Regions from separate parts of the Mus musculus genome. Here regions 2, 3, 4 and 5 are each linked to region 1. A link is a loop called in an ENCODE intact Hi-C map of the cell type or tissue named here. Cell type or tissue: gastrocnemius. All regions are shown on one strand.

What was found. Hi-C counts contacts between places; a loop is a spot of excess contacts. Peaks named below come from ENCODE experiments on the same cell type or tissue, not always from the same donor. Only the 100,000 strongest peaks of a DNase experiment are listed, where the experiment ranks them.
Region 2: it touches region 1 in a loop (5-fold over the local background); 30 of 42 quality-filtered maps call a loop at or near these places.
Region 3: it touches region 1 in a loop (5-fold over the local background); 12 of 42 quality-filtered maps call a loop at or near these places.
Region 4: it touches region 1 in a loop (2.9-fold over the local background); 8 of 42 quality-filtered maps call a loop at or near these places.
Region 5: a loop joins it to region 1, with 4 times the contacts of the local background. A loop is called at or near these places in 9 of 42 quality-filtered maps.

The regions. Positions count from the first base shown.
Region 1 is chrX:47,990,444-47,995,443 of GRCm38, forward strand. No RefSeq gene overlaps it. Among named protein-coding and RNA genes, the nearest start is that of Apln, 42 kb to the right of the region's middle. In gastrocnemius, a CTCF peak has its summit at 2,363 (motif pointing right); a DNase peak (open chromatin) is centred at 2,365; H3K4me3 peaks cover 459 bases; H3K27ac peaks cover 482 bases.
Region 2 is chrX:48,407,481-48,412,480 of GRCm38, forward strand. Elf4 (E74-like factor 4 (ets domain transcription factor)) reads right to left here. Exons shown (of 9, transcript NM_001381876.1): 9 at 3,570-5,000. It also overlaps a transcript of Bcorl1 not described here. Among named protein-coding and RNA genes, the nearest start is that of Elf4, 44 kb to the right of the region's middle. In gastrocnemius, a CTCF peak has its summit at 2,844 (motif pointing left); DNase peaks (open chromatin) are centred at 2,581 and 2,826; H3K4me3 peaks cover 1,051 bases; H3K27ac peaks cover 1,191 bases.
Region 3 is chrX:48,529,493-48,534,492 of GRCm38, forward strand. Rab33a (RAB33A, member RAS oncogene family) reads left to right here. Exons shown (of 2, transcript NM_011228.2): 2 at 157-748. The coding sequence ends at 612. Among named protein-coding and RNA genes, the nearest start is that of Rab33a, 13 kb to the left of the region's middle. In gastrocnemius, a CTCF peak has its summit at 2,923 (motif pointing left); a DNase peak (open chromatin) is centred at 2,942.
Region 4 is chrX:48,097,649-48,102,648 of GRCm38, forward strand. No RefSeq gene overlaps it. Among named protein-coding and RNA genes, the nearest start is that of Xpnpep2, 8.6 kb to the right of the region's middle. In gastrocnemius, a CTCF peak has its summit at 2,418 (motif pointing left); a DNase peak (open chromatin) is centred at 2,406.
Region 5 is chrX:48,380,825-48,385,824 of GRCm38, forward strand. Bcorl1 (BCL6 co-repressor-like 1) reads left to right here. Exons shown (of 15, transcript NM_178782.4): 9 at 3,098-3,321. Among named protein-coding and RNA genes, the nearest start is that of Bcorl1, 42 kb to the left of the region's middle. In gastrocnemius, a CTCF peak has its summit at 2,984 (motif pointing left); a DNase peak (open chromatin) is centred at 2,987.

The DNA.
Region 1 (5,000 bases):
GGAATCAAGTCCAAGCTTCTCACGGGACACACAAGACCTATCTCTGCCTTAATGCCTCCTGGCCCTCGTCTTCATCTCATTCTGTTACCCTGAATCCACATTATGCCCCCAACAGACCAAATGCCCTATACTCCTCCAAATGTGCTTCTTTGCTTTTACATATACCAGTAACTGGAAGAACTCAAACTCATCCATCCAGCAACCACCACCACTGGCACACAACAAAAGACATATAGACCAAAGGATTAGAACAGAAGACTGGCCCCGAAATAAACCAAAGCACCTATAAGCTACCAGATTTTTGACAAGGGTGTCAAAACCATACACTAGGAAAAAAAAAGTCAACTTCTTCAACAAATGGTCCTGGGGAAACTAGGTCACACATGTAAAAGAATGAAATTAGATTCTCATCCTTCACCCTAATACAAACAAAAGTTCAAAGTGGATAAAAGGCCTTAACGTAAGACCTGGAACTTTGAAACTGCTATAGGAAAGCATAGGTAAAAGACAGGGACTTGGGCATCGACTTTCGTTAAGGGGCACTAATAGTCCAGGACTCAATACGGAGAACTGACAAACTGGGTTGCATAAAATTAAGAAACAATCACCAGAGTCAGGATTGGAGAAAGTCTTTGCCAACTATCCATTAGACAACAGGGGATGGCTATCTAGCATGTATAAAGTAAACACCAACCCCCTCAAATTCACCTCAATTAATATGCGCACTAATGAACTAATGAATAGCCAATTCTCAAAACAAGAAATACAAATGACCAATAAATATGTTTTACAAGTATCCCGCATCCTTAGCTATCAGGAACGTGCAAATTAAAACTGGTTTTGAGATTCCATCTCAACCCAGTTAGAGGGGCTATTACAAAACAAATCTTGGGGCTAGCAACATGGCTCAGTGGTGAGAGCACTCTCTGTTCTTACCGAAAACCAGGTACCAATGTGGCAGTTCACAGCCACCTATGTAACCCCAGCTACAAGGGATCCAACACCTTCCTCTAGACTCCACGGGTACTAGGAATGCATACGGTACACATGCAGAAAGGCAGGTAAATACCCATACATACAAAATAAAAACTAAGGGTTTTTTTTTAATCCTAGATAGAATATGGGGAGAGAAGCCTTAAATAGTGTGTGGGGTGTGAACTGGTATGGAGGTTCCTCCATGCACTGAAAATAAGACAACAAAATAATCCAGCCCGCTCCTGAGTATGTGCCCAAAGGACTCTCAGTGATCATCCTTTAGATTCTTGCACAACCATATTTATTGCCGTATCATTCACAATATCCAGAAGATGGAACCAGTCTAAATTCCCAACAACATGTAAATGGGAAAAATAGTACAGTAGACATAGTAGAATTCTATTCAGAATAGAATAGAATTCTACTATGAAGAAGCTTGAGATCATGATCTGAGAGAGTGGAGAGGACCTGGAGAATATTACATTGAGTAGAACAAGCCAGACTCAGAAAGACAAACCCTTTCTGTTTTATCTCATATGTGGAGTACAGGTGTAAATGTCCCATGTGTGTGAGGACGGGCATAGGAGACTTGAGAGATGAGGTATTAAGGGAGGGGAGGAAGGTAGAAAGAGTAGTGGGGTACAGGTGACCCAAAAACTGAAGAGGCAACAACTACCCAGGGGAAAGAGGGTATCAGAAAGAGGAGGGCAGGTGGAAAGGAGTGGGGTATTTGGGAGAGAGAAAAATAACAACAGATAATGACTGTGTGTGTGTGTGTGTGTGTGTGTGTGTGTGTGTGTGTGTGTGAAAATTCCATAATGAAATCCATCAACTAGTATGATAGCTTTTAATTTAATTTTAAAATAATTTACCTTGAGTGAATAACAAGGTAACAACAGTGTAATCTTTAAAATGAAGCTTGAAAAGCATTCCTTTTTCTCCTCCATATCCCTGCCTCCCTGAAGCCAAGCACAACCTGACCCAGCATTAAATGGCCCTTTACATTCATTTTCCTATTAAAGCAACCTATGTGGGTCAACGAGATGTATCAGCATATAAATGCACGCGCAACTAACTACATACACACACACACACACACACACACACACACACACACACACACACACACGCACGCACAAATAAACATCAATGAAATTATCATTTTAAAATCTATTTCTCCTACAGAAGAGTAGCCCTTAAAGGAAGTATCTAAGTCTTGTTCATCTTTGTTGTCACGGTGCACACAGCACTGCTGCTGGCCAGCGTGGAGCAATCAATAAAACTGTGAGGCGTGAATGAACCAAGAGGTGCGAATGAATGAAGTATTGATTCTGAAGCCGAAGCCTCCACAGGCCAGTAGAAGTGGGTGCAGTAACAGTAGTGGGCACCAGAGGGCAGTATAAGCTTAGTTTTGTCTGGTGGGCGGGGCTGAAGGGGAAATGGTGCCGAAACCTGACTTGGCTCTAGGCTTCAGTTTCAAAGAGATTTTCTGCTGTTTTGTTTTGCTTTGTTTTTAAATCATGGAAACAGGAAACAGGAAGGAACCTTAAGAAAGCAGTTGGTTCAATCGCCTCTGCTCACACAGTGGAGAGAAATCTCCCTATTTCTATTTAACTCCTTGTTTCCAGGAAATGCAATGCATCCTCTGGCTTGTGAGGACCAAATCGCAGGTTAGGAGATTTTCTTCAAGTCAGAGAACCAGTGAGTGGTAGCAGTAAGTCTGGAGTCCAGAGTTCTGCAGGCAAGACCCTGTGTCCTCACTGCTGCTCTAAGAGGGAGGTACTGTCCCTAAACTGCAGATGGAGGGAAGGCATCAAGGTGCTTTGGTAGAGCGGGACTCAAGCTCTCCAGATCTCCTTTGTCATGGCCCGGCCTTCCTCTCACTCAGAAAATTGCCTGACGTTGGGATACAGATTGGAGGCTTCTCTTTCTGGGTGCCTTTGCAAGAGTCGCCCGTCTGATGCAAGACTGCCTGCAGATCCCTACATCCTCAGCACCGAAGGACTCCAAAGGTTCTTTTATACTGGGAATCCCAATGGAGCCTCTGAGAGTTCTGGCAAGTGAGGCCCTGGGGTAGGAAACTAACGGGGGGGGGGGGTCCCTGCTCACTCAAAAGTGCAACCTGAGCAGGTGCAGGGCCAAGCTCCGAGTGTGCACATCAGAGCACTCAGTGCCCCGAAGCCTTACCTGCCTCCCTTGTAGGCCTGACGCTGGGAAGGACCTGGCAACCCATATCCTAGTCTTCTTTCCCTCCAGTGCTAGGCCAGCCTGGCCTTGGAGGAACTTCGAGGAGGCAGGGGTCTGTAGAGATTCTTAGAAGAAGGTAAGATGGATCCAGGGGAATCAGAAGAACACACACGCACATGCACACGCACACGCACACGCACGCACACAAGCATCCATCTCTACTATACATTTTCATCCTTCCTTCCAGAGGATCCCCAGAGATCTTTGTCCCTAGGGCCGCTCTTCGTGGATGGAACAACTCAGACATGCTATCTTCTGAGGTGGCTCCTTAATGGCAGGAAAACAATATGCCGTCCACGGGCCCCACCACAGTGCTCAGTGCCCAGCCCTGGCCAGTTTCCCCTCGCCTTGTTCTCATATATACACTGAGGCAGGAGGAGCTGCAGACCTGCAAACCAAGCAGATGTCTAGCCAGCCAGGATGTCCCCAACTTTCCACTTGTATCAAGGGGAGGAGCCAATGAAAGCTCTGAGACCTGTTTGCCAGTTCCAGGGCATCCAGAAGCCCTGCTCACACACTGTCTGGGAAATACCCACTGAGCACCGTGCTGAGCCTTAACTGCAGTACTGGAGACTGGCGATTAAGGAGCAAGCACCATTATTAGCCTCAGCTATTGTAGATCACAAGGCCTAGCATACCAAATTGCCAGGGGAGAAGCGAAAGGATTAGTAGGGACCCGTTAGTGAGTAAGAAGCGTCCTGGGATGAAGAAAGCAGGTTGCATTAGTTCACCAAATGCATTTTCCTTGCATGTCAAAACAAAAACAAAAACCTCCGAGCTTCAGTTACCTTGTCTGTACACTACACACACATCTCAGGGATGTAGTAATGATTAGATGAGATTATATATGCACTGCATATGTATACAATTAATACTAACTCTAGAGTCCTGTCTAAAGAAGAAGAGGTAAGGTTTTTCGTTGTTGTTGTTGTTGTTGTTTGACTTTGTTATGAGACAGGGGTTTCTCTGTGTAGCCCTGGCTGTCCTGGAACTCACTTTGTAGATCAGGCTGACCTCGAACTCATGTAGATCCACCTGCCTGTGCCTCCTGGGTGCTAGGACTAAAGGCATTCACCACCAGACCTGGTAAAGTTTTGATTAGTTAAAAACGACCATCCCTCCCCATCAAAGCCCTTGCAGAAAATACAACACTTAAATTGAAAGTCCCTTTCAAGTCTTATCTTGGTTTTGTTTCAGAGCGATTGAAGAAAGGTTATGATGGGGCGTGTGTGTGTGTGTGTGTGTGTGTGTGTGTGTGTGAAGCTTCTGGGAATAGGAGAGAGCAGTGAGTAGCAGCAAGGCCTGGGAATCAGAAGCGCTTGCTCTCCAGCTAGGCCATATGCTCCCGGTGCAAGTCTAGATACGTCACTTCCCTTCTCTGAGCATGTTTCCCTGGGTGCAGAGTGGGGATGACCACCCCTCCCTCTAAGACTAAGAGGATCGGATTAGACAGAGTAGAAGAAAATGAGCCAGTACCATGTACTAATAGTACATAGTAACATCAGTAGACATCAGCTATACCTTGTGTTATCACCAGCTCAGTAAGCAGTACAGAAAGATTTCCTTACGGGAGGTTAGCCTTGAATGGAGAAAAGATTTTGGAAAGCCTCTTCTGATAGGAGAAGATTCTTTAGTAAGTCTTCACAAAAATGAACTTGAACAAGATCCCCATATTCAATCCCCGCCCTTCCCCATGAATGATCTAAAGAGAGGGTCATGCAGGAGACATGGCAAGAGATTCGCAGCAAGGACAGAGAAGTCATAGGGAAGCCCCGGTA
Region 2 (5,000 bases), 420 kb after region 1:
TTTCCGAACAATCCTTGTAGAGAGTATGTACCATCCAAAGGCAGGAGGGCCTTGCTGGGGTTGGCTCTGGATGGAGATGGTACAGTTTTATTGTACAGGTGCTAAACTACAACAAAGAAGAAAATAGAAAAAAAAAGACAAAAAAAAGGAAAAAAAAAGCCAGTTTGGGGATGGGACAATCTGTCCTCTGGGGGCTCCTGACCCATTTAGGAGAGTTCTTTCTTTTAACTGTGTGTGTGTGTTTTGTTCCCAGAGGAATTTCTGAGTCCCCTTCTGTAGGACAGCCCCATCATCCTACCCAATTGGTTTTGAACAACTGTTTTCCCTTTTTAACGGCAACAAAATTATATATATAGATATACATATATATATATATATATATAAAGTTGGGGGGGTGGATTTCAATTTTGTTTTGTTGGAAATTATGATACTGTGTGGTTTGTTTTCTGGTTTTTTGGTTTGCTTTTGTTTTGTTTTTCTTTTTTGTTTTGCATTTCGGTGTGTATTCTGGCTGCCCTTTATGTTTCGTTTTAAGCAACTGGCTGTGGAGTCAAAAACACTTGCATACTGAAAAACCCGTGTCAGGGCCTTTGTCTCCTGTCCTCACTTTTCCCATTTGTGGCTTTTTGGGGGAGTTACGTAGTCCCTAGAGATGCAGGGGAGGGGGGAGCAAGTCAAATTAGAGCTTTGGTCTGGAAAGGGGCATGTTCCAGGGCCCCTGCCCACCTGAGGGAAAAATAGTCCAACTTGGGGTTGCTTTGATTTGGAAATGTAGAAGGGGCATTCTTGGACTAGAGTAACAGGAGTAGAAGAGGGACCCTTTGGCTGCTGGATGTTAGGATTCTCCCAATTCAGTCAGAAATAATCTGCTGACTCCTCTTTGGGCTGACACTACCCACCTGGCTATACTGTGGAATTCCCCACCTGCCACTTAATGACGTAACTATAAGGCAAGACACCTGTTCCTAGTTTTAGGATTACTCTTTAAGACAAACTGTGGCAGAAGGTCTTTGCAGGCCCCAGAATCTGTTCGAGGTGAGACTTTGTGAAGCTCTGGATCTTATAAACTTTTTGTTTGTTTTGTTTTTCGAGACAGGGTTTCTCTGTATAGCCCTGGCTGTCCTGGAACTCACTTTGTAGACCAGGCTGGCCTTGAACTCAGAAATCAGCCTGCCTCTGCCTCCCGAGTGCTGGGATTAAAGGTGTGTGCCACCACGCCTGGCTGGATCCTATAAACTTTAAGCGCTGTATCTTTGGGCCTCTTACTGTGGCTTGAGTGGGCAGGCCAGGAGAATGATGTGTCTGGCTTCTTAAAGTCCGGACATTCCCCAGGTCTGAACTTCAGCTGCAGTCCTTACCCATCCTTCAGCAAGGTGTTTCCACTGGAGTTTGCCCAGGTACGGAAACACCATCCTTTTGGAGGTACAGCATTAATCTGCCTTCCTGCTGTTCCCCTCCCCACTTCCTGATTACAAGGTCATCCCAAACACCCCATAGTGTTTCTACTTTCAGGTCTATCCTCTAGTTGAAACCTGTAGTCAGAAGGCAAGCATCCATGGTGACACATACCCATAGTCCCAAGGACATGGGGGGGGGGAGGCAGAATGGTTCCTGTGAACGCTGGGTCAGCCAGGGTTATACAGCAAGACCCAGCACCCAAACAAGCAAGGTGTGATAACGCATGTCTACAGTTCTACTTCTCTGAATAACAGAGGCAGGGGCTTGAGGTCAGCCCAGGCTACATAGGTGAGACCTTGTCTCAAAAGAACAAAAAGGAAATGCGGTTCAGAAGTCAGACAAGTCAGGAGGTTACAGAAGCCCTGTTGAGATTAACAGTATTCAGATAGGCCCCAAATGCCGTGGGAGCTCAAAGGGCTGGGCAAGGGCACCTGGATGCTTGGAGCAGATGGCACGGGAGAGGTAGTGAGCGGTGCATACTTAAATATAAATAGATGCCAGGGAATGGTGTTTGGAATGAGGGCACAATGTGAGTAGAGGCTTGGAGGAGAGAGAAGAGTCAACAGCACTTTCACATTTCATGCTTATGCGTTCTTTGACCCATACAGTAGCTGGAGACTATTGTCAGGTTATAAAGATCAAGGCTGACACGGAAGCTTTTCTTTTGCTGTGTTGGGTAGGGAAGAGCTGCCAAATGTTCAGGCAGACCTGGTAGATTAAGAAGGGGAGCAGGCCTAGCCCTGTGTCCCCCCTTACAGTGGCAGTTTCCACTATCAGGAGGGCTGGCCGCTGGGTGAGTGCTCCTCCCAGGCTCGGGGTGTGTGTGTGTGTGTGTGTGTGTGTGTGTGTGTGTCTCCTCCAGGTGCAGGCAAATGGTTGTAACAGATGCCTCGATTATTCTCCCATTTCAAGGGAGAAAGCGGTGGCGCGTGAAAGTGTTGCTAAAGGCAGGCTAAGGAGAGGGAGCATCGGGTCCAGGACCTGTCTAGAGGTTGGCGATGGCCTGGAGCGTGCTTTAGCGGCTTTAGGGAGCCCGCAGCGAGCCAGAGAGCCCAGTCGCCACTAGCTCACCTACAGGTACTAGAGACGGGGGCGGGGGGCGGGGCCAGGGAACGGTTGGCCAATGGGAAGGCGACATTCTGCGGACTGCTGAACTCTTGGAGAGGGAAGGGGACCGAGGAGAAAGTTTGAAGCTTCAAAGCCAGGGAGATTGTCGGCGGAAACCAAAGCCGCCCAGAAGTTGAGAATCAGGGAACACTTCCAAGGGACAGGAAGACGCCCGCTTAGTCTGCTCTTCTGGGAGCGGCGAGCCACGCCCTGGCCGCCCCTCCCTCCCGGGCTCCGCCTGGCTGGCCCACCATCTCCGGCTCCACAGCGCCACCTGCTGGATATTGGCTTCCATGCCCGGCGCACAGGGCAGAAGCGCTTGGAGGCTGCTGGCTGCAACTGGGAGCCCAAAGAGCTTGCTCACCCTGGGTCCAGAGTCTTCAAAGCTCTAGGTAACTGCCTTTCTGAGTGCAGTCAGCAAGCTCATGACCGGCAGACAAATTTGACTGTTCCCGTCCAAGGATGGGAGTGACATTTCTACCTCAGTCCCACCGAGGGATAAGGATATAGTGCTGAGTGCAGTCACTTGGAAGGGAGGCAGTGGCAGTTGTTTGGGAGTCGCCTATCAACACAGCATAGTTGAAGTTGAAAGCAGCTCTAAGCGCCAGGCGAACCCAATGATAGATAAACACGTGGGTAAAGGGAGTAGCTGCCTGAAATGTTATGATGGGTGGGCTGTGGTCCAGGCTGGGGATGTAGCTCAGTTGATAGAGTATCTATCCAGCATACAGGAAGCCCTGGATTCAGTCTTCAGCCCGAAATAAGGCGCGGGGATGGGAGGGGTGTGGCAACGAATGTCTGTAATCTCAGAATGGGGGAGATCATGCTTGGTCACATAGCCTGGGCTACATGAGACCGTCCCATCACGACCTTTAAAAATGACACCAAAATTACAAAACCACCATGATTATTAGCTCCTGAGCATGGAATGACCTACTTGTCCTCTTCCTGCCCGCCCCCCAGGTAAGGCAGAAGGTCCCACAATTGGAATCTGAACACCTTCAGCCTTTCAATAAACATTTATTGAGCACCTACTGTGTATCAGGCACTGTGGCTAGGTGCTGGGGATACATCACTGACTAGCACACAGCTCCTGCTCTGGAGGAGCTCACAGTCTGTTGAAGGGAAACCGTACATGAACACAATCAAAGAACTACATACAATGTGCTACAATAAGAGGTATATACAAAGTGCTGTGGGAGCCAGGAGGAGGGAGTCACATATCAGCCGCTGGGACGTGAGGACCATCACTTGACTCCTGACTCCATTAGGCAGGCCATCACAAAAGCAGGGGGATTGCTGCCACCTGACTCTGGTTCAAGGAAATCTGTCTCCTGAGGTTCTCCTGTAAGCCTCTTGCAGAACGCTTGTCAGCAAGGGTTAGTTAACCGGTTAGCTAGTTTAACACTCTGGGTAAGGAAGAAACTGAACAAGAAGTTGTCTTTAGGATCAGAGGGATGTTGAAAGTAATACAAATTTTTGATGTTAAGATAGAGGGTGAGGTGGTCCTGTGGGGGGGGGGGGCAGCACTGGGCAGTGAAGCACCTGGAGTAACTGCCTAAGCGAGAGGGGAGGACGGCGGTCAGCTACCTCAAAAGTTTGCTTCCCAGCTCTCATCAGATCAAACAGTAACTGGTCAGGGATGCTCATCTGCGTTATAGTATGCCCAGTGTTGTGGGTGACACGGTGGTGCCTACCCCTCAGAAGGTAACACACACAGGAGATAAAAGGTACTAAACTTACAGTCTAAGTAACAGTTTGTGATTACAACAGAGATGTCACAGGCTGTTTCTAGTCACCTGTCCATCAAGTGGCAGTTACAAGTTTAAGAATTAAAGGTAAGAACTGGCTGTTCCCACTCAATTCCATCTTGAGACACAGTTTTCCATTGTTAGTAAGAGGATAGAGCATATTGGTTAGATGGAACCCAGGAAAGAAAAGGCATTAAGTGGGAACAAGTTCAAAGACCATGGACTCCTCGAAGAGTACCTTGGCATGGGGTGAGTGGGGAATATCAGAGAGGACCCACTAGTGAAATGCCACCGACTTCGAGCTCTTTTCCCTGGTGGGTTGTTATCAAACTTCAAATCTTTCAAGATTTACTCTCCAAGTGCTCCCCAACTTCTTGGGCCCTGCCACGATTGGGGAACTAAAGCTAGGCCTAGACCAGCTAGAAAATCCTGAGTGGGTGGGGATCAGCAGTTTAAGGACTGGCCTAGTCTGCAGGCCAGGACTCGCTGAAGGCTTTTTAGCAGAGGAAGGCCAGAGCAAGTAGCCTGCCAGAGAGAAGTGCTGAGAAGTCACATTGGGAAGTGGGACGTTAAGAGGCATGGGCTAGGCTGGAGGCTCTGGAAATGAAGACAGGCCAGATAACAGGAGATGAGGGAGAGGGGCAGGGTCAAGTGCACAGAGCCCACCAGACAGCTCTGAGATTT
Region 3 (5,000 bases), 540 kb after region 1:
CTGTTCTGGAACTCAGTAGACCAGGCTGGCCTTGAACTCCCAGAGATTCATCCATCTCTGCCTCTCCGCTGCTAGGATGTGCCACCACTGGCCAGCTCCGACGATGCTTTTTCTCTTGTTTCCTTTTCTGATTTTACATATGGGCTTTTGTTGCAGGTTCAGGTGTGGGACACGGCAGGCCAAGAACGCTTCCGTAAAAGCATGGTTGAGCATTACTACCGCAACGTGCATGCCGTGGTCTTTGTCTATGACGTCACCAAGATGACCTCCTTCACCAACTTAAAAATGTGGATCCAGGAATGCAACGGGCATGCTGTGCCCCCACTCGTCCCCAAGGTGCTTGTGGGTAACAAGTGTGACTTGAGGGAACAGATCCAGGTACCCTCCAACTTAGCCCTGAAATTTGCTGACGCTCATAACATGCTCTTGTTTGAGACATCAGCCAAGGACCCCAAAGAAAGCCAGAATGTGGAGTCGATCTTCATGTGCCTGGCTTGCCGACTTAAGGCCCAGAAATCCCTCTTGTACCGTGATGCCGAGAGGCAGCAAGGCAAGGTGCAGAAACTGGAGTTCTCACAAGAGGCTAACGGTAAAGCCTCCTGTCCTTGTTGAAGCCAAATGGTGTCAATATTCGAGAATTACCACTGGAGTTTTTCCTTTCCCTTTTTTCTGTGCCTGCATAATACCTACACCTGCTTGTTTCCATACAAACTAATATCAAAATAAAATTTGTATAGATTATCACGTGGCTTTGTGTCTTGCTTTCTTCCAGGAGACTTTTTTTTGGAGTGCTGACACTAGAAGCCAGGGCCTCGCATCTTGATAATAAAAAGCTACATCACTGAGCTACATCCCCACCCACAGAGGAGGGTTTTGACAGTCAAATGTCTTTTGTTTGTCTGTTTGCATGTTTGTTTGTTTGTTGTCTCTCCCCCCCCCCAGACAGGATTTCTCAGCCTAGTCCTGGCTGTCCTGGAACTCACTCTATAGACCAGGCTGGCCTCCAACTCAGAGATCCTCCTGCCTCTGCCCCCCCAAGTGCTAGGATTAAAGGCGTGCATCACCCTGAAGTTGTGAGATGAGATGTGGATTTAACATTTCCCGTTTTTCCGAGGTGTGTGGCTTGGATGTCTTGCTTCCTTTTCTAAAGTATAAAAAGAAGCAGCTTCACATTCCCAGTTCTTTCACAAAAATCCCATTCCCCACCAATTTCTTTTTTTTTTTTAAAGATTTATTTATTTATTACATGTAAGTACACTGTAGCTATCCTCAGATACTCCAGAAGAGGGAGTCAGATCTCATTACGGATGGTTGTAAGCCACCATGTGGTTGCTGGGATTTGAACTTCGGACTTTCGGAAGAGCAGTCGGGTGCTCTTACCCACTGAGCCATCTCACCAGCCCCCCCACCAATTTCATCATGAGAAGTTGATGTTTATCCCCTGTTGGTCTAATAATAATACATGTTATGCAAAGAATGCCATGGAATATGTGTTACAGGAAGACACATCCTGTCCAAAGGCCCCGTGACCCAGTTACAGAATAATGCAACTACTTACAAACAAGACTTCAACAACGGGGGCTGGTGAGATGGTACAGTGATGAAAAGCCCTTGCTGTTCTTGCTGAGGACTCAGGTTCAATTCCCAGCATCTACATCATGGCTTACAACTGTCTGTGAGTCCATTTTCAAGGAATGCATGCCCAGTTCTGATCTCCTCTGACATGTGGTGCACGTACATACAAAACATTCACACACATAAAATAAATCTTTAAGAAATAATAGAATTAAGCTGGGCAGTGATGAGTACACCTTTAATTCCAGCACTCAGGAGGCAGAAGCAGGCAGAATTCTGTGACTTCAAGGCCAGCCTACTTTACAGAGCAAGTTCCAGGGCAGCCTAGGAACCTTGTGTCAAAAAAAAAAAAAAAAAAAAAAAAAAAGAATCAGACAACAGTGAGTATAGGGTTATGTTGTAAGAATACAGAACACTGTACACTCAACACCAGTGACTGGTGCTAGAAAAAAAACTGTATTTAACTTGTTTTCATTTTATTTATTTATTTATTTATTTATTTATTTATTTATTTATTTATTTATGTGTGGGGAGTGACAAAGCATGCCAGAATATGTGTGGAAGTCACAGGATGGCCTGCAGGAGTTGATTGTCTCCTGCCACCACGAATTGAAAGTCACATCATCAGACTTGGGAGCAAGCACCTTTACCCACTGAGCCATCTCTCCAGCCCATTTATTTGCATGTTAAGTAAAAGTAGGGTATTTGCTCCTTTGGGGAAGGCCAGTTTCTCAAGGAACTCAGAATGATTCACACAACGAACCCCCCTGGGTTAATCCAAGTCCTTTAGCTACCTATGTCCCTAAGGGCAGTGCAGGGCTGTTAGGATCGATGAAATAGCTCATTGGCGAGTCTCTTGAATTAGTGGTTCTCAAATGCTGGTTCAAGCTAACCTCAATTAGTTACAGTACAGAATTCCAACCCAGTCTATCTAGAAGCTCTAAAGTGGGGCTCAGGGATTTGAATTCTTAAAGTGTTCACAGATGATCCTGTGGTGCCCCCATGCCTCTCTGTGTGTCGCTTTCTCTAAGCTGTCTGGCAAGCTCTAAAGGCAAAAGCTATCTTTCTAGAGCCACAACATGAAAGCCATCTGTGTGAACAATAGGGGACACTTCGAGTTTCCAGGGAACTCAACTGGGTGAAGTGGATCCTTTCAGGCCTTGAGCAAGAAAAATGAAACTATTTTGGTCACGCTCATTGTCCTTGGGCTGTTTGCCTGAAACTAGTAGGTAAGAGCCTCTTAACTTCAAGAGACTTGGGAAGACTAATCCTGAGTATAAACACTTCCACACTGAGAGCCACTCTAGATGCAAGAGACAAAATTGGCTCTAGGGGGAGGATTGCATGGCTATCCCACGCCCCCTGCTGGTGAAGTTAGTGAATGCAGCAAAGTGGTTCTCTAAGTTCCTGAATGTTTGCACAAAGCAGCAAGAAGAAATCCTAGTCCCAACTCAGGCACTCAAACAGCAGAAGCTAGGATATCCTTACAAAAGGAAATGGCCTGAGGTGTCCTGGGATTACTCCCTGTCAAATCGCTCGGGCTTCACTCTCCCCAGGGAAGCCTGTGAATCTGCTCTGCTAAGAATCACGGCACAGCAGCAGCGTGGACAAACAGGGAGAAACGAGCCCATTTCACCTGTGCAGTGGGCAGACGCTGAAGCCAGGAAAAGTAACTCGTCCTGTTGCTTTGGGGGCATATTGATTGCCTTTGAATTAGTGTCTCACTCTGGAACTCAGCCTTTCCACGGGCTATGATGCGGCTGAACCAGAACAAGAAATGAATTTTATGAGTGGCTTTCATCCTTTGGTTTGTACTTATTTCTTCCCCAGTAAGTATTTCATCTTAGATGTCTAGAAGAGGCTTTAGGTAGACTTATGGGTAAGAAACCTGGCTGCCTTGAGCCTACCCACCAACCCCTCATGGAAATCAAGATACTTCAAATAAAGTGGTGCCAGGCAGTGGTGGCACAGACCTTTGATCCCAGCATTCAGGAGATAAAGGCAGAGGCAGAGGCAAACAGCCAACAGAGTGAGTTCTGAGACAGCCAGGGCTACACAGAAAAAACTTGTCCTGAAAAACCAAAAATAAAACAAAAAAATAAAATAAAACAAAAATAAAAATAAAAACAGAAAACCAAATAAAGGGGAGCTACCTCCGATATTGTCCTGCATATCCTTCCAGGGACCTCACTGAATGGAGTCAGACTATTCGACAAAGAGGTTAGCTCTATTCTTCTTAGTTTGTATGTGGGTTCCTTGGCAAGATCAATGACCCCAATTCATACAAGAATGGATTGACAAGATCAGTTCTTGTCAAGATCTTGTCAAGATCATTGATTTTTTTTCAATTTATTTTACATATACACAGAAATTTTCACAGCACTGGATTCTGAAGAAATGAGCAAAGCATGATGCACTCATACTTTTTAGGTCAAGGACAATAGATTTGTAAAGTAATAACATGATAGTTTGTGATCTGGGCTAGGGTCAGAAATTCTTTTTTTAAAGATTTATTTATTATTATATGTAAGTACCTCTGAGCCATCTCTCCAGACCAGGGTCGGAAATTCTAAGGTCCTTACAGAGATAAGTGGTGGCAATGTATTGGAAGATAAGGGTTACATCAAAGAGTTTGTTTATTCAAGGTTACTGTAGCCTTAATGACCAGTCTTTTGTGACCAAGGCCCTTTCCCAGCTTTGGTATGTGCGGGCCATCTCTCCTGAAAGAACCATTATGACTTGCTGTATGTCGAAAATGCAGGCCAAATGGTCCTGCCCGAAGTTACATGTCCTTTTGCCTTGAAGTAATCAGTTGACCAGTCTGGTTTATTTAGCCATGGCACTTGGTTAGGATTAACTCTCGTTTGCTGCCTTTATGTTTCCCACTGAATTAATGACAGCTTTAGACAATTGCTATTTCCTTTTTGAATCAGTGAGTCGCTCTGTAGCTCAGGATTTCCAGGAGCTCAATATGTGACAGCTTAGGCTGAGACTCTCAATTCCTCGGCCTCAGTCTCTTGAACACTGGGATGGCAGGCATGCACTACCCCTTCATTTGGGGAGTAGCTCAGCGGTAGCGGTAGCGGTCGCACACTTGCCTGGTATGCATGAAGACCTGAGTTCCATTTCCAGCACCACCACACACACACAAAAAAAATCAATCAAAACCAAAAAACCCAACCTCTCTGCCCCCCAACCTCCAAAAACCTTTAGTAGTAGGAAGAAAATGATCTAATTTTACTAAAACAAGGCAAGGAAAATGACTTATCATTCAAATGTCAGTACTTCCTGATAACATTACTTCCAGAAAGATGTTAACCTGGTGTCTTCATCTATAAAATAGGGTTGGAAATCTTTTGTTCAGGAATTCTGGAAGATTCAAGGAAGATAACTTAAGTGAAATGTAATTTTTGGATAGATATTTG
Region 4 (5,000 bases), 110 kb after region 1:
GCCCTTATCCTGTCTCCCTTAAATTTTTGAGGTTGTTTATAACAATGACAAAATAGAAACAGAGATTCAGAACCAGGATAAATAACAATACATTTTTTAAAAACCAGCTGTTAAAGAGCTTAACAAGCATGTAGAGTTGGCCCTTAGGTTGCCAAAAAGAGGAAAAGCTGGTGGCATGGTCCACTTGTGGGATAATGGCCTCTCTCTTGAGATAACACTTGTTTCTTAGGCAGGCCTCTCTGGAAATGCAACCTTACTCTAAATACCCAACTTTCCCAAGCCTGTCTCATTAGAAAGGTAGGCCTAATAGAGATAAACTTCAGAGAGTATTATGGCAATTTTGTGACATGATATTTTGTAACACACCGAGCCACACTCTCTGGTACCAGATACGCGTCTCTGAAAATGGCATCTGAAAGGATGGATGAGCAATAGAAAGCATTCGCCCTGGAAAGTATCTCTATCTGGCCCTGACATCAGCTAGAGCTTGGACTAAAGGTCACAGAGAAGGGAGATCAAAAGAGAGGAAAATCCTGTAAGACATAGCACCCAGCCTGGAGCTTCTCATGGCCAGAGATGTGCTGTCATTCCAGAATGCCAGAAGATGGCAAGCTGGAGGCCACTCCAAGCCATATAGCAAAACCCTGTTAGATAGAAATAGAAGACAAGAGATAGATAGATAGATAGATAGATAGATAGATAGATAGACAGACAGATGGACATACAGACAGACAGATAAGTAGAGATAAATAAGAGGAATGTTCTGGCAGCCCATGGGGATAGTGAGAAGACGGCCTGTGCTGGAGCAGAGGGATGCATAGGAGATAGGTGCACAGCAAGGAGGGCAGAATCAGCTCCTACAGCTGCTTGAATTTGGCCAAGTGGTGAAGGCATGTGTAGCCCATTTGACAGGAAGTGGGGAGTCACTGAAGGATTCTGAGCAGGTTGAGCAGGGGAAGGATGTGACATGCTGAAAGGGATGTTTTCAAAAGCAGAGTCTGTCCTCCGTCATCGAAGTGGTGTGCGTGCAGCTGGGTCGGAAAGGGAGGAGGAAGCTGGCAGACCAGCTGCAGCTTTCCAAGACAGAGGCAAATGATGAGCTCACAAGCTAAGGCAATGGGGATGGAGAAGATGGGAGATGCCAAGTTCTACCTGAGGGGTAGTAATTTAAGTGGCAGTTTCCTCAGGGCATAGACCATTCATGCTTTTTTTTTTTCCTGTATCCCTGCAATTTAGCATCCTGCTTGGCACACAGCAGGCACTCGGTCATGACTGACTGAATGAGTGGGCGAACACCTCCCTTGAAGACTGACGATGAATCAGAACAACTGTTTAATCAACAAAAGGCAACAGTATAGTACAAAACAATTGGATAGAGGATTATTCAATGACTCGGATTACATTCACTTTCTCTCACTGTCCTTGGACACACACTGGCAATGTGGTATAGGAAGGCAACCTAGAAGAGGCTGGACCGGCTGGGAAAGAAGCCACCTAAAACAAAACACATGTCAGCAGGAATTCTCTGTAGGAGAATACCAACCATCCATCCACTGGACACTTCACACATGAAGAAATGTCACACAGCAGGTAAGCTATAGATGGGAGAAGAAAAATTACAGCATTTACCTCACACAAGGACTAACTAAAAAAATCCACTTCACTTAGCAGGATTTGAGTTCCTAAAATTGAATTCCCATCCAAGACAATGGAGAAGAATGGGGGAAAAATACGAGAGTCTCCTAACCCTTGCCTTAATCCTCAGCTTTGTTTTGTTGTTTTCAATTCTTTAAACATATATTTACTTGTGTGTGTGACAGTGAGTGCCACAGCATGCACGTGAACACCAGAGGACAACTTGAATTTCCACCATATGGGTTCTAGACTTCAAACTCAGTTCATCAGATTTATGCCACAAGTGCCTTTAGCCATTGAGCCAACTCAAGACAAATTCGATTATATTAAAGGCAGGTTTATTGGGAAGTTGCTCTAGGTTGAGTTCCCTTGCCTCAAGGACCAAGAACAGGGAAGTTGCCATGGGGAGAAAAAGAGCGCAGAAGGGGAAAAGAAAGAGCACATGCAGAGAGAGAGAGAGAGAGAGAGAGAGAGAGAGAGAGAGAGACCTTGAGGAGACAAAAATGTCTGGATTATATAGGGAAGAGCCTCTGGGTTAGAAAGTTCAGGGTTAAGGGCAAGTAGGGACTGAGGGATTCTCAGAGGACCTGGAGGCCAAGTCTGCTGTGATAAGTAAATATATACCTCAGTCCCTTGTCCTGGGGTCTGACCAAAACAAACTGCTATCCCTGGACAGCTCTAGCCAAACTCTAATGTGGGATTAAGACTCCCCAGATTCTTCCTTTAGGTTTCTCATCCAAGCCAGAGGGCTGCAATCGCACCAAACTCTGCTGCCCTCTGCTGTGTGGCTCCAGATGTGCTGGCCCCAGTTGGGCCAGTAAAAGCAGCTCCTGGAGAATGGTCAGTTTCTTTCAGCCCTTGCTGCACTCAGACCTCTCCAACAGTGTGCATGTCATGCCTGTCCCTAATCTACACACATGAAACCTTTCCTATTTAGACCAGGCATAGCCCTGCTACAGCTGATGGGGTCCATGAGACCAGAATTGTCTTCAGCAAAGAAGGTGAGTTACTATGAACACACATATTCTCATCTAAATCCCATTTTAAAAACATTCCTTTATCATGTATTGAGCATTTGCTGTGTGCCTAATGCTGTAACACACACACACACATTACTTTAATGAATGCTGGCACCAATTTTGCAAATAAGTAATATCATTGTTCCCATTTTACCGCTGAAGAAACTAAGACTTGGAAAATTAAATGGCATGCCTAAAGCCACAGTGAAGGGCAGAGATGAGCCACAAATGCAGATCTATTTAGTTCTAAAGCTCTAGATTATTAGCCACCAACTGTGTCGTGGAGGGTAGCTTGGAGGGGAAGAGATAAAGGCAGACATGCTTGTCAGGGTCTGTGGCAACAGTTAGTGAGAACACCGGGAACCTGACAACCTTTAGATGCATTTAAGAGATGGACTAGGTTAGACAGGGTATTTCCCTGAACCTGGAGATGGAGGAGAGGAAGGGATCTGAAATGGCCCTCGGGATGATGGCTTGGACATCTGGGCCCACAGGGACATGTTGGTAGTGTGAGGGCAATGAAGGAACAAACACATATGGTTTTGCTGACTATGACATACGTAGGCAATTTGTTCCCTGAGTTCAGAGCTCATGAAAGAAGTCTGAGTTGGTGTTGGCTTATAGATGAGTGAGATTATCTCGAAGCAAGTGTTAGTCATCAGGAGAGAACCCTGAGGCTCAGACATGATCACGAAAAGAGCAAACTGTGTAGAAAGAGGACAGGAAGAAGCAACCATGAATGGAGTCAGCTTTGTCTTGATTTATTTCGTTTTGTTTTGTGACAGGGTGTTGCAACGCAGCCCGAGAAGGCCTTGAGCTCACACTCCGCCTACCTGGACCTCCAGAGTGCTGGCATTATGGGCCCTTGTCGACATGCCTGGCCAGAATCAGCCATGGCCACAAGGAGAAAACTAAAAATAACTCTCAAGGATAAAAAAGGAGGGGAGAGCTCTCTTAGGTGAGCTGCCACAGTGAAATCAATACTCTAAAAGTGGTCCTTTATTTTAAGAAGGCTATTGCTAAGTAAGAAAAACATACTGACTTTAAGCAACAGACACCATGGCATTAACCTGATCTCTCTCAAGGTGTCTGTGGCTTGGGAATCATCTAACTTGGGGGTCTCGCATGTGGTACAGAAAGTGGCCAGAACCAGGGCATTGGGGGAGGGGGAATGAGGTGGGGTAGAGGATAGCTAATGTAGTTGGGTGCTGGTGGAGCATCTATGTCTCTCCTGTGGTGGTCTCACCATCTCTCCAAGCCATCTTGCTCATAAGCTGCTTTGAGCTCCCCGGAAGCTTAGACATTCCCAGGGTAGTTGGAGTGCTTGCATAGCCTCTTGAAGATTGATTCAGTGTGCTAAGCACTCAGTGCTGTGTCCCCTAAAACTCTCATGTGGAGATTCTTGTCTCCAGTGGGTTGGGATTTGGAGAAGGAATCTTTAGGAGTAATTAGTCAGATGAAGAAGTTCTGAAGATACTGAAGACACCCTCAGGGGAGCCGTGCTTGTGTTAGTTACTTTCCTCCGTGCTGTGACAGAATATCTAACAAAAGGAGCTTAAGGAAGGAAAAGTGTGTTTGGGCCCCCAGGTTTGAAGGTACAGACCATGATGGCCCAGATGGCCTGGTGGCAGGAACGTGAGGCAGCTGCTCACATTGCATCTGCAGCTGAGAATCGGAGAAATGGGGGCTAGCGCTCTGCTTGCCTTCTCTATCCTCAGTCCAGGCCTCGGTGGGATGAGGCTGTTGACATTTAGAGCGATTCCCCCCCCCCCCACATCAATTAACCCAATTGAAAAGTCCCACACGGGGGTGGGGAAAGTGGAAAATCACTTCACCATCTGCTCATTTTCAAACAAGTCACAAAACCTGCCTCATTTCAAGGTGAGCCCCATTATCAATTAGGGAGCACCATGAAAGCCATTGGTACTTCTGCACGAGTACCTTCAGTAGAGTGGCCAGGGAAACTTTACATGGAAAGTCATAAAACAGAAAAACAAAACAAAACAAAACTAGATGTGTTCCAATGAGGTTCTTTTGTCTCTGAGATTAATCGAAACATCTAAAGCCATCTTGACTCCAACAATAATAGGGGTTTTTATAGCACTTGATGAGCTGATTATGTAGACAATAAAATATGTAACATGACAAAAAGTATTTGAAAAACATAGAGTAAAGCTTTTACTACCAGCTATCAAAACACAACACAGACTGCAGTCAACAAACCTGTGGGATACTGGCACAGGACACCGATCAGTGGAACAAGCCAGAGCTTAGTGTAGTCTCGTGTGTATGCTAACTTGCAATGCATGCTGAGCAAGGCATTACAAATCACAGAGCAGAAGATGT
Region 5 (5,000 bases), 390 kb after region 1:
AAAGGCACATGATACTAGCTCTTTCAGTCAGAAGGACCTCTTTGGAGTTGCCTGGACCTATTTGCTAGCTAGTCCATAACACTGAGATAGACGTTGCCACAGCATGCATGATAGGGGCTTAGCTAGCCGTTGCTAGACCATCTGCAGTAACATACTGAATACCAGTGATCAAGGTATCTTGCTTGTTTAAGGGCAGCCCAAACTATTGAGAAGTAGGTCATTCTCCCTCTCTGAGTATTTTTGGGAGCTATGCATTGAAGCCACTGGTGTTAGCAAATCTTTTCATGCAGAAATTTCTTAAAAAAAAATATATATATATTTAAACAGGGTTTCTCTGTATAGCCCTGGCTGTCCTGGAACTCACTTTGTAGACCAGGCTGGCCTCGAACTCAGAAATCTGCCTGCCTCTGCTTTGCCTCCCAAGTGCTGGGATTAAAGGCGTGCGCCACCATCGCCCGGCTAAAATATATTTTTATTGATTTTTTTATGTTTATGGGTGCTTTTCCTGTATGTATGTCTGTGCAGCACATGCAGGCACTTACTGAGGAGGCTAGAATAGGGCACCAGAACCTCCAGACTGCAATACAGATCATTGTGATTCTGTGTGAGTGCTGGGAATCAAACCCGTGTCCTCATGAAGAGCATCTAGTGTTCCTAACCACGGAGGCATCTCTCTAACCCCGGGCCGGGGGGTGAGTTTTGACAAGCACGCCCCTCCTCAGAAAGCTCAAGTCTCCTTACCTACACTATTTGGCTTTCAGGCCAGGGTCAGAGAAGTAGGAAACGGACAAGCCAGGTAGATCACCCTCCTCTCTAACTCTCATGGCCTCTCCTTTCATCTTGTGCTTGGCTCGCTTCCTTTTCATTCTATGAAAGAGGTAGAAACAGCTCTTTCCATGTGCCTACCTGTCCCCTGCACACTCTGTGCTTTTGTAGGCTAGCATAAAGCTCTGGTTCTTCTGCAACTGAGTACACTCCAGAGTTTGCCCTGCCCTTGGTTACATGGAGTAGATGCCTGTTTATTTCCTTCTTTATTGAACTCCGAGATGTGGTTTTCCGTGCTCTCCACGGTTTTCACAAGGCACAGTTCTGTTTCTTCCTCTTGCTTTAACCCTCTTGTTGGGTCAGAAGCTCTGGATTAAGGCTGAGTATGGTGGGTGTATGCCTTTAATTATAGCACTCAAGAAGTAGAAGTAGGCGAATCTTTATGAGTTCTAGACTAACCTGGTCTACATAGTGAGTTTCAGGTCATCCAGGACCATATACTGAGACCATGTCTATAAAACAAGCCAGGAGGTGGTGGCGCACGCCTTTAATCCTAGGACATGGGAGGCAGAGGCAGGCCGACCTCTGAGTTCCATGTCAGCCTGCTCTGCAGAGTGAGTTCCAAGACTGACAGGGCTACACAGAGAAACCCTGTCTCTAAAAATAAAATAAAAGAAGCAGTGCAGAATCCCTAGCACTCAGGGTGCAGAGGCAGGTGCTTCTCCAGGCAGCCAGGGTTTTACAGAGAAACTCTGTCTCAGAACAAAAGGGAGCAGGGATACCTGCTGGGCAAGTGAGAATTGGGTTTGTTCAATGAGTGTCGCTGGGTATATCAACCACACACTAGTCCAGGTTGAATGCACACAGTAGTTGGCTAACACAAAACATACTCCATGTTTTTTTTTAATGGGCTTTTTGTTTTGTTTTCATATTTTTTTGCCATGCTGATTCATTTTTGTTTTTCATGTTTGTGTTTTAGGTTTTTGGAGAGAGGGAAAACATTTTAAAAAGACTAAAAATGGGGTAAAAAGACCTGAGTTTGAATGTTCTTGCTGGAAGTGTCAGAGACCATGTAGCACAGCATTTCTTGGCCATATTGTGAGGACCCACTAATACACTAGGTGGAAGAAGGATAGTATGATAGCTAGGGCTTCTTTCCTAAATCCATAAGCTACAGCCAGTTGTGCAATTTCCTTTTATTGTTGTTATTGTTTTGAGACAAGTTCTGTCTGCATAGTCCTTGCAGTCCTGGAACCCACGACATAGACCAGGCCGTCTTCCAACTCACAGAGATTCAAGGCTTGCGCTACCTCCCACCCCAGCCAATTCACTGGTCTTGAATAGAGACTCCTACATCTGCATCTGCCTTTGGCAGTTTTACAGATGAGAGTCCATTTCAAGTTTGGGGTGGCAGTGAGTTGAGAACTCTGGGATTCCAGTCTCTTCATTTCACACATGGTAGAAACTGAAGTTGCAGCTACTTCATTCATAGCCTTACTGATCTGTTGTGTGCTAGGCTTGGTGTTCAGGTTTGTGACGGAGATACCCCTTCCCCCTAGAGCTTGCACTGAAGTCATATAATAAATAGTGCAGCAACAAATAAGAGAGACCCTCCCTCAATACAAGGTGGAGGGAGGGGCCTGACACCTGATGTTGACCTCTGTAACTGCTCATTACAGCACCTACAAATACAGACATAGCCACACACACAAGCCATGCATCTCCATTGCCAATCGATACAAGTGAATGGTTTATGTCACCTACACAAGAGGTTTAAGGCAGACCCTATGGGGTGAGGCTCTTGCTAGTGGAGTTTGCAGTAGACCTTTTTGAAATTACAATTTTAGACACATGTTGTTGCCCTGTGATACCAATTACCTGATTTCCAATCAGGGAAGGCAGTATCTTTCTGCCATTACACACAAGTAGGCCTATACTGCGCTGGGGAGTGTCTGTTGCATTTACCTTGGTATCTTCAGACAGGAACTGACAGGCAGTTAGAGGTGAGGAGAACTGAGCTCGTAAAGTTAGCCCTCCACTTTGTACTTGAACCCCACTGTACTTGATTGATACTTCAGCAAAACTGCCAAGTTGCTTTTGATTTTGGAGAGGGAGGGGGTAGAGAAAGGCTGAAAAGAGATTCTGGTTTGCTCTGAGCTATGGGGAGATCCTTTCAAAATGACCCGCATTTTGGGGGCCAGTTAGATGGGCTGCCCCCTGCTGGCAGGTCTGGGAAGCGCCTCCCACGGATAGATGGGGAATTTGCATGGTAAAGCACTAAAGGATGGTGTTCCATTTCTGTGACAGTCGTTCTTTCCTGTTTCTTGTTCAGATTCAAAGGCCCGTAAGCAGAAGACTTCCTCCCAAAGTTCAGAGCACTGCCTCAGGAACAGGAACCTTCTCTTGTCCAGCAAAGCCCAGGGGATCTCGGACTCACCAAACGGTTTCCTTCCAGATAACCTGGAGGAGCCAGCCTGCCTTGAAAACCCAGAAAAGCCGTCAGGAAAGCGAAAGTGCAAGACCAAGCACATGGCAAACGCCTCAGAAGAGGCAAGGGTATGTAGCCACCAAAGGGACCAATATGACGACCGTGGGCTAGAGAGGCCGACTTTCTAGCACGTCTGTCTAGCTGTAATTCTCTCCCAGAGGGCAAAGGAAACAAGTAGATGGGGGAGGGGGCCACTGAGCTGTATGAAAGTATTCTAAAAGTATTCTAGAAACGCGGGACACATTCAAACAGTGGAAACTGAAGTTATAGTTAATTATGGGGTTTGACCCCTGATTTCTTTTCCCTAACAATCCTTGTACCTCATTTTTAAATATGGCAGGGTATTAGCCTGAACAGATTGTTAACATCCAGTCAAGAAGCTCCTGTCTGACTTTCTGAGACAACTAAGGTAGAGTGTAACTTGTTGAAGCCAGGATTTTGTTACCTAGACCAAGGTTTAAGGGTCCAGGTTAGCTGCTGTCTCCATCCTGTCCCCTGTTCCTTTGCCTCTGGAGGAAGCCTAGCAGCGAATGAATTGGGTACTTAGCAGTTAGCCAGGCAAGCATTCTTTGAACCCTTTTCAAAATTACCAGTTCATTTGCTTCTGCGGTTCATAACACTTGCAGCGCTGTCAGATTCTACAATGTACCGCTAAAGAAGAATGGCATAGTCCTTTGAAGGAAGTGAGTTGCAGGTCCAGCGTGTACCTGTGATAGGTATCTGCCATTGACAACAGAAAATCAAATGACCACGTTGGGCTGGTTTGGTTAGTTACAGCTCTTATTCTTCTGTCTGGCTTTCAAGTAGGAATTCCCAAATGATACCAGTGAGGGATAGATGCTTGTCTTTGCCCACCTCTTCCTCCCCCGTGAATCCTTGTTGCAGCTTAGACAAGACACTCAAGTCTATTTGCTCATCTTTAAATGGAGCTGATGCTCCCTGCCCCTTCTGTCTCACAGGAGTACTTGGGGGGAACAAAAGCAATGTCTGTGACAGGCTTTGATAACGGAAAGTGTTCTCTGAGGGTCAGTATGCATCCTTGCACTTCAGGCAGAGACAGGAATGAGAGAACTAGAGGGAAAGCCAGACCAACTGTGATCTGGCATGCCAGGGAATCCATTATCCCAAACCCATAGACTACAGGACTGATAGGAGCCACTGGGAGAGTACAGACACGTGCTTGGCTCTGGCCGCCTCTTTCTTCTTGTCACTTTTTATTTATTTAATGTATGTGCTTATATTGTGTGTAGAGGTGAGAGGACAAGCTCGGGTGTAGGTCCCTTGTTTGAGACAGTCTCTCTGTTTTTCTGCTGCATGCACTGGGTAAGCAGGAATGGATTTTTTTCTGTCTCCACCTCCCATCTTCCCATAGAGTACTGGGTTTATAGGCACTTGTATCACAAGTCCAGCTTTTATATGGGTTCTGGGGATTCGAACTCATATCCTCATGCTTGTATGGCAAAGTTGCTTTTACTCCAGCTCTCCTGTTGGTGCTCTTAATTCCCAAGTACTTCTTAGAGGTAGGCACTTATATTCCAGTCATTTTACAGTAAAGACTTATGAGAGGTGACTCAGTGGTCCTCCTTGCCAGAATCAGGACATGAAACAAATTTGTCTGCCTGAGGAAGAGGCCTAGGTTGTCAATGTGTCTTGCAGTCTCTGAGTAACTGCTTTCTGCCCGTTTCTGGGCCTCCCTAGGAAGTAGGTTAGTAGGCAGAAAACACTACCATCTTTAAACAGTTCTGAG